2 separate regions of the Homo sapiens genome follow, and region 2 is linked to region 1. The links are chromatin contacts, found by Hi-C or POLR2A ChIA-PET in ENCODE. All regions are on one chromosome and are shown on one strand. The core of a region is the stretch at or near the end of the contact, and the rest is flanking DNA. Distances in the headings are between cores, read along the strand shown. Region 1 overlaps EPM2AIP1 (EPM2A interacting protein 1). Region 2 overlaps LRRFIP2 (LRR binding FLII interacting protein 2).

The links. A loop is a pair of places that touch in the nucleus more often than their neighbours do. ChIA-PET counts read pairs that join two places held with the same protein, here RNA polymerase II (POLR2A). Pooled maps may share reads with other maps.
Region 2: POLR2A ChIA-PET joins it to region 1 with 11 read pairs in A549. The contact joins two enhancer-like sites. A Hi-C loop is called at or near these places in 1 of 37 single-sample maps with no recorded cell type and 3 of 50 pooled maps. POLR2A ChIA-PET finds 5 or more read pairs at or near these places in 4 of 52 experiments (A549, CD8-positive, alpha-beta memory T cell, PC-9 and 1 more).

The regions. Positions count from the first base shown.
Region 1 is chr3:36,987,069-36,991,304 of GRCh38, forward strand. EPM2AIP1 (EPM2A interacting protein 1) reads right to left here. Exons shown (of 1, transcript NM_014805.4): 1 at 1-4,236. The coding sequence ends at 4,186. Among named protein-coding and RNA genes, the nearest start is that of EPM2AIP1, 3.9 kb to the right of the region's middle. RefSeq lists a silencer at 4,178-4,227. Within about 2 kb of position 1,388, at least 3 of the 41 ENCODE cell types and tissues checked have a DNase peak (open chromatin) inside an H3K27ac peak, as active enhancers do.
Region 2 is chr3:37,129,933-37,134,322 of GRCh38, forward strand. All of the region lies in intron 2 of LRRFIP2 (LRR binding FLII interacting protein 2), which reads right to left. Among named protein-coding and RNA genes, the nearest start is that of LRRFIP2, 42 kb to the right of the region's middle. Within about 2 kb of position 1,464, at least 4 of the 41 ENCODE cell types and tissues checked have a DNase peak (open chromatin) inside an H3K27ac peak, as active enhancers do.

The DNA of each region.
Region 1 (4,236 bases), core at 138-2,637:
TTAACTAGATGTCACTTTTGGGTCATCTCCCTTTGGGTGATAAGGACATTCTGCAGGTGTAAAAACAAGTGAACTGAATATATAGTGACCAGAAGGGCTGAGTCAGTCTTCTACTTTGTTAAATTTACTTACTTTTAAATCCCAGAAGAGCCAAAAATCATCTGTAAAGGAAAGTAGCAAGTAAATAGCATGCCATTTTCTCCTAGTGTTGATGCCTACAAAAGGAAAAATGATTATTAACTCTTAGGCGGCATTATCTTTTTCCAATACTAAATGTAACATTTAGTAAAAACATATTGTTTTAGTTCACTAAGTAGTTGTCTAATCTTTTCCCTCTATATGTAGGTTCCTTTGGAAATTTAAAAAAAAAAAAAAAATATATATATATATATGACACTGTTTACAAAGGGTAAAAAAAAATAAGATTCTATACATGGATATGCAAACTTAATATTACATAGTGGATTTGGTGTGTATATTTGGTTTTGAATCCTGAGTTTACTACTTACTGTGTTTACCAGGGAAAACCGCAATTTGTTATCCTTCTCTCCTTTCATACAACAGAGAAAACCACAATTTGTTTAACAGTCACATAATACATATTTAAGTCACATGCTAAGCACTACACTAAATTCTGAGAATACAACGAGGTCCCTAGTTACAAAGAACTTGTCTTCATTTTTCAATTAGTAATATGTGGATAAAAGTTACCCAATGGACAGTCTAAGGCAGAATGACTGTGAAGGTCAAATAAGACTGTGAAAGAGCTTCAAAAATTGTAAAACACTACACAAATATTCGTTTGTCCAAACATTTATTGAAATGCCAGGCATTGTGCTAAGCACTAGAGATATAACAGTGAACAAGGCTTATATGGTCCCTGCCCTTACAAAGCTTACAGTCTAGCAGTGATCAATAAGCAGTAACAATAAAGTGTGCCAAGTGTATGTCTGGGAAAGAACAGGGTGTATAGGGAATGGATAGTAAGGGCACCTAATCTAGAGGGCATCAATGAAGGTTTCCTAGATGAAGTGGCATACTGAGACCTTAAAGATGAAGATAAATTTGTATTGTACCCTAAGAGCAATGGTGAAAGCAATGCAGTGACATGATCAGTAAGTCTTTTGGAGCAATTTGGTTGTAGTGTAGAAAGGAATAAAAATAAAAAACAGGGAGACTAATAAGGAGGCTGTTGCTATAATTTAGGTAGGTTGATGGCCTGAATTAAAATGGCAGCATTGGAGAATTGGTAAAAAGGACAAATGAATGGTTGGTAGTGGTAATGCCATTTAGTCAAAGAGGAAACATGAGAGGAGGAGCAGGATTGGGGGCAAGATCAATGACATGTAGTGCCTGAGACAGCAAAGAGCATTTGTTAGCAATTAGATACATCAATTAGGGAAGATCTAGAAAGGAGATATGAATCTGACAGTCATTTGCATATAAATGGTAAGGAAACCATGGAAGGAAATGAGATCAGCTAGCGAGCTGACACAGAACAAGGCAGTCTAAAACAAATTTTTTTAAAAATACGAAGAACAGATATTGAAGGGAAGAGGTGCCTGCAAAGACTAAGAAAGCACACCTGGAGATGGTATCTCCTCAAAGCTAAAGTCATCAAGTGTTCAAGTGTTTCAAGGAGGGTAAGACTATTAACAAGGACTTAGCATAGTAGAGCAATTTGAGTGGCAATACGGGACACTGGGAATACAAATCTGTCAAGAAAACTAGTAGGAATGAGCTATAGGACAGTAACTGGTAAGGACCTAATAATTTTTTTTTTAATGTACGTATTTTAACTATATTCACTGCTACAACAGGACCAGTAACAACTATATTTATTTAAAAAAAAAAAGACTGCCATGCAGTTACAGAATTACTTAATACAGAAAACAGTAAAATACACTTTTTTCTTTTTCTTTTTTTTTTTTTTTTTTTACAAACAAGACTAGCTTATAGCAAATTCTCTATAGCTAAGGGTCAATTTAAAATCCTTGGCTTATATCTCCCCCTCACTCAATGACTACATGATGCAAACTAATTTTATTAACACCTTAAGCAAAACATACTGGAATTTCACAAAATGTACAAGATTTCAATATTTAAGGAACTGGGGTTAGAAAGCAGAAGTGGCTTTCAGGTCTTCCAGTCTTTCTCTCAAGTAATAAAGCTCTGCTGTGAATATTCAAAGCTATTGGGAAATTACCGGTAGATTTTTCTGTTTTTTTTTTTCGGTTTTCCACTATGTTGTTTCTCTAGATATGTAAGCTTACTCTATTAACCAAAATCTCAGCTTGACCATTCTTGATAAGTACCTAATCGACATGTAACTTTTTTTCTGCCTTAAATATGTATAACAGGACAGAGCCCTTAAATCTGATTCAATTATTAATTCCTGATTTACAAGTGCTATGGTGAGCTAACAGAACTTATCAATGCCTTTATTGCACTTTACTAGCCAAATTTAGAAGGTTGGAATTAGTCTCTCCTATCTAGTATTCTGTCAGTTTGCCCAGCTTGTACTTTTAATTTTGCTTCTAATGGTAATCTGCCCTATCCCTTGAAATAAAATAATCTACATTTTGGGAGGGCTAATTCTTCATTGTGCCAGGCTGTCCCATGCACTGCAGGGGTGAGTGTCTTTAGGCTTAAATGCCAACAGAAGCCCCTAGTAAATATGACAACCAAAAAAGTGCCCCTACACATTTCTCAGCATCCTCTGGAATGACAGGTTACTGCCTCTAGTTGAAAGCCACTGGCACAACTTTGGTTTTTAAGCTCTTATGCCATTTATTTTAATTGCCCAGACATCAATTCCACCTAAATTCTTAGTCATAGCCTGGTTCCTTGAATTTGCTGGATTAGTAACCACAGATTAAGGTGTTTCAATAGTTAAGACAGGACTTTGGAACAAGAGTTTTTAAATTGTATAATACTTGAGAGGATCTATGAATATAAATTGGGTCCTGTTTATAATTAGTTTTACATAATGAACTTTAAGATTGCCTTTTCATGGTGAACAGAAGTTTGGAAATTACTGTTTTGGCACAAAGCAGATTATCTTAGTAGAAATACAGAATTACTGCAATCTGTGAATAAGACTGCTTTTAAATATTTCTACTTGTGTGCTATCTTACATATAGAATGTGTACGACAGTTCCAAATTTTAGAATAAATCCATTTCTAGCATCTAACAAAATCTGATACTGTATCATTTTAAAACAAAGTGTTTACTTTAGGCAGGATTTTTTAAAATAAAGCAGCAATACCCACGCAGATAAGACAAAAAAGCTAAAATATCTCACACCTCCTAATCCTGGAGTGCAATCTTTTTTCCTCATCGTTTTTGATAGGGCCAAACTTGTGTCTACAGTAAAAAAAAAAAAAAAAAGAATTACTAACTGGCAACCATTAAGATTCTATACTTACCATAGTCCTTTAATAGGCAAGCTGATAAAATAGCCCCCAGTTATTAAAAAAAAAATCCAAGGAAAACCCCCAATAATTAGTCTTATCTCCAAATTGCATGAAGTCTCCTATATCTGAAACTTAAAAATGATTCTAATGACTTCCTCTATCAGTAATGTGTTATCACTGAGGTGGGTGATGGGGAGGGAAGAGGGAAGAAATCTGTCAGTATTACCTTCGAACTCAGAAATGTTTAAAAAAAAGTCTCAAACATTTTGATGGTTAGACAAAACACCTCCACTGTTATGTATGGGCTTCCTTTTTGGAAACTTATGAACTTGCTATGTGAGCTTCTGCAAATTGGTTCAAAAGCACATTTAAGGAGTTGATAATTTAAGACTATATGAATCAGAATTTTAACACTCCATTAAAATAAGAGCTGAAATTTTTGGCATTTATCTTCAGAACACCTAAAAAACAGACTGCAAATTCAACTCACATTAATACTAAATCTCTTTAAAATTAACTATATCATAAAAGACAATGACTTTGTCACTAAACTAAGTTTTAAAAAAGGTGGCATTCTCATGTTTCAGTCCCATGCTGCCATTTGAGATGAAAAAAAAGGCAACTGTCAGAATTTTAATTGTGATCAGTTTGGACGGCTGGTACTTGGTACTTTCTCACAATCCAAATTAGTAAACTTGAAAACTCAAACCAATTTTTGCTTTTAGAATTAAATTCTTGTTGAGTTTTTCAATCTTGTACTACAAAGCCTTATGGATTAGATTCATTTCTTTCTCTCACAAGGTCATCCCAACCGGGCTC
Region 2 (4,390 bases), core at 214-2,713, 140 kb after region 1:
CAGTGAGCTGAGATCATGCCACTGCACTGCAGCCTAGATGACAGAGTGAGACGCTGTCTCAAAAATAAATAAATAAATGTATACAATTCTGTGGTTTTTAGTATACTCACAGGATGTGCAATCATCATGACTAATTCCAGAACATTCTCACACCCCAAAATGAAACCTGGTACCCATTAGTAGTCATTCCCCATTAACCCTTTCTCCCAGCTCCTGGCAACCACTAATCTACTTTCTGTGTCCATGCATTCGCCTATTCTGGACATTTCATATACATGGAATCATACCATAGGAATTCTTCATCTCTTGCTTACAGTTACCTCCAAATCCATCTGCCTACTTCCAGAATCTGCCTTATAATTTATCTTCTACATGGTTATATGATGGACAAATCAGCCTTTCAAAATGTATTATTTCTGATCACATCATTCCACTGCATAAAATCCTCCACCAACTCCTTATTACTTATGGTTAAAGCAAAAATTCCACAGAACAGCACAAAGGGAGGAACAGAAAGAAGAAAGGTAAAACTGAAATAAGGCTCCTCACAGTCAGGTCCCCACCTTACTTCCAAGTCCAGTAGTTCCCCCCTTATCTGTTGTTTCAGTTACCCATGGTTAACCAAGGTACAAAAATATTAAGTGGAAAATTCCAGAAATAAACAATTCATAAGTTTTAAATTGTACGCCATTCTGAGTAGTATGATAAAATCTCTCAGGACGTCAATCATCCCTTTGTCGAGTATATCCATCCTGTCTATGCTACCCATTTGTTAGCTGTCTCAGTTATCAAATCACAGTGATTGTGTTGGAGTAATCCTCATTTTATTTAATAATGGCCCCAAAGAGCAAGAGTAATTCTGACAATTCAGGTATGCCAAAGAGAAGCCACACAGTGCTTCCTTTAAGTGAAAAGGTGAACGTTCTACCTTAATAGAAAAAAGAATCATGCACTGAGGTTGCTAAGATCTATGGTAAGAACAAATCTTCTATCCATGAAATTGTGAAGAAGGAAAAAGAAATTTGTGCTAGTTTTGCTGCCGCACCTCAAACGGCAAAAGTTACAGCCACAGTGCATGATAGTTAAGATGGAAAAGGCATTACATTTGTAGGTGGAAAACATGAATAGAAATGTGTTCTGATTGATGGCAATCAGGTTTGCTACTATCCACAGTTTCAGGCATCTGCTGGGGGGCTTGGAATGTATCTCCCATGGATTGGAGGGGTGGGGACTACTCTACTTGCTCCACGTGTACTGGGTGCATCCCATCTCTCTCCATTCCTGGACTCTATTGTGTTCTGTTACGCCTCTCTTCACAAACTGTTTGGCAGGAGCTGTTCTCCTTTCTCTTATTCAGTAAAATATTACCTTCTATGAAGATTCTCCCCAGTCCCTCTTTCATAAAGTAAGGCTCTATACCCATGTCTCTATTGCGGCTTTATTATGTTGTATTAAAATTCCATGCTTCTCTCACCCCACAACTTTTATGCCTCAAGGTCTGCTAAAAAAAAACAAATGAATTGCAGGGCATAGGTCACAGTATCAAGGAAATGAGATAAGGAAATAGCTTAATGTGCCACATGAAACTTAGAAATCTTCTGTCTGCTTTCTATATGGTAGTGGAATGGTTTCCTCTGTCCTTGGTCACATCCTAACTCTGATTCAGACTATCCCCTCTGATAACTATAGTTGTTGTCTTCCCATGTTGTTATATTCGTGCCCAAGTCTCATAGTAAGAATAAACTCAACCAATGTTTAAAAGGATCTACTACATTAAGCAATTATGCTAGGTGCTGAAAATACAGAGTAAAGTATGACATCTCTGCCCTAAAGCAGCTCACAAAGTTGAAGAATACAGAGACACAATGCTTATGGGAAGGAAGCATGTAGGAGGGAGAAATTAGTTTTGCCTGGCAAAGTCACAGCAGGCTTCTAAGAAGCAGAGAGAGTTAAATAGTTAACTGCTACTCAACTATTCCAATTGTGGCAATTTCCCAGTCTGTGTAACTGGTCTTTTAATAGAAAAACCCCTGCAAAGTAAATTGTAATCTACCAACCGTAAGCTGTAACCACTAACAATCTAGAGAAATTAGTTTTCTCCCATGAATTTTACACTGGCCTCCGTCTTTTCAAAACCTATGCTCTGCTTCAAGTTATCTGCCTTCTTCACCCCTCTATGAGTAGACACTAGTTTCTTATTAGAGTTTTTTTTTTTTAATAGGAAACACTTCAAGGCTTTTAAGCTTAAGTAGATAGCAAATGTATTTTAAAATCACAAAGCATCAAAACTTTCAAACCTTTTTAAGAAAGCCCTATCAATGTGTAGGAATTTTCATTTACATGTATATTAAATTGTACCTGAAGCCTCCTTTAGAAATTTAATTCAAGAATGCTAATTTTATCCTTCTAAGATTTGTCTGTGGCCAATTCTGTACAATCTATATATACTAAAATGAGACTTCCTTCATAAAACCCAACTTAGAGATAATTAAAATCTATTCTTTAATAAGACATTTTTAACTACAAAAAGGAAAGGAACAGAAAGAACATGGGCTTCAGAGACACACAAACACCCTTCCCTTTGTTACTTAGCCAACTCAGATGTTACCTCCCTTGGAGACTGTGTTGAAGAGAGGCCATTAAAACCACATGCTTTAAAAGAAATAAACAGGATTTAAAACTACTTTATCTGGTTCTTTCTATACATTATTACTAGATGCTTGAAGCAACATGGATAAGCAGGAGTAGCAAGGAGCCAACACTGATTCCAACCTAGTAGACGAAATATATGCTCTATAACTTATTGTGATATATTTTAAAATTATTTTTGAATAGACAATTATGGGTACATAAAACATACTTCTAGGTAGTTAACACTAGCATTTTTACCTCAGAATACAATCAGATAAAGAGCTGCTACAGATTCATTTTAATATACACCTCATACATACAAAATAAATGGGATATAACAATAAAGGACAACCAAGATTTAACTAAATTCACAGTAAAGGCTGGGCGTGGTGGCTCACGCCTGTAATCTCAGCACTTTAGGAGGACAAGGCGGGCAGATCACTTGAGACCAGGAGTTCAAGACCAGCCTGGTCAACATGGCGAAATCCCGTCTCTACTAAAAATGGAAAAAATTAGCTGGGCGTGGTGGTGCATGCCTGTAATCCCAGCTACTCCAGAGGCTGAGGCATGAGAATCACTTGAACCCTGGAGGCAGAGGTTACAGTGAGCCAAGATTGCACCACTGCACTCCAGCCTGGGCAACAGAGTGAAACTCTGTCTCAGAAAACAAACAAACAAAACAAAATAAAGTTGGCTAAAACACACAATTACCATTTGATCCAATAATTCCACCTATGGGTACATATACAAAAGAACTGGAAAGCAGAGACAACATATATTTATATACCAATGTTCATAGCAGCATTATTCACAACAGTCAAAATGCAGAAACAACCCAAATATCTATCAATGGACGAATGGATAGACAAATTATGGTATACACATACTTTGGATCATTCAGCCTTAAAAAGAAAATTTTGATACATGCTGCAACATGGATGAATCTTGAAGACATTATACTAAATGAAATAAGCCAGACAGAAAGGAGTAATATTGTATACTTCCACTTAATGAGAAACCTAAAATAGTCAAATTCATACAGACAGAAAGCACAATAGTGGTTGCCAGGGACTGAGGGTAGGGGGAAATGGGACTCACTATTTAATGAGTACAGAGTTCCAGTACTGGATGATGACAGAGTTCTTAAGGATAGTGGTGATGGCTGCATGACAATGCAAATGGATGTAATGCCACTAAACTATATACTTAAATATAGTTACCATGATAAATTTCATGTTACATATATTTTACCAAAAGAAGTTGGCTAATTTAAAAGTCAGAATAAGATATAAATTAGAAGTATTCAGAAGCCTAAATTATTTAAATACTTTTAGAGTCTTTCGGCTGATATGACCCCAACTGTTATAATAAAGTTAATATAAAAATTCAGAAAAATTCAGAAAAATTCAGGAGTTCAACACCAGCCTGGCCAATATGGTGAAACCCCATCTCTACTAAAAATACAAAAATTAGCCAGGCATGGTAGCGCTTGCCTGTAGTCCCAGCTACTTGGGAGGCTGAGGCAGAAGAATCGCTTGAACCTGGGAGACGAAGGTTGCAGTGAGCCGAGATGGCACCACTGCACTCTAGCCTGGGCAGCAGAGCAAGACTCTGTCTCAAAAAAAAAAAAAAAAAGACAGTGAAAATCATGGGCTTTGATCACTCCCAGAACAAATGCATTAGGTTGTATTTAAACTCACAGAACTTTTAAATTTGTAGAATATTCACTGTATCACTCAATGAATAATTAGGAATCACA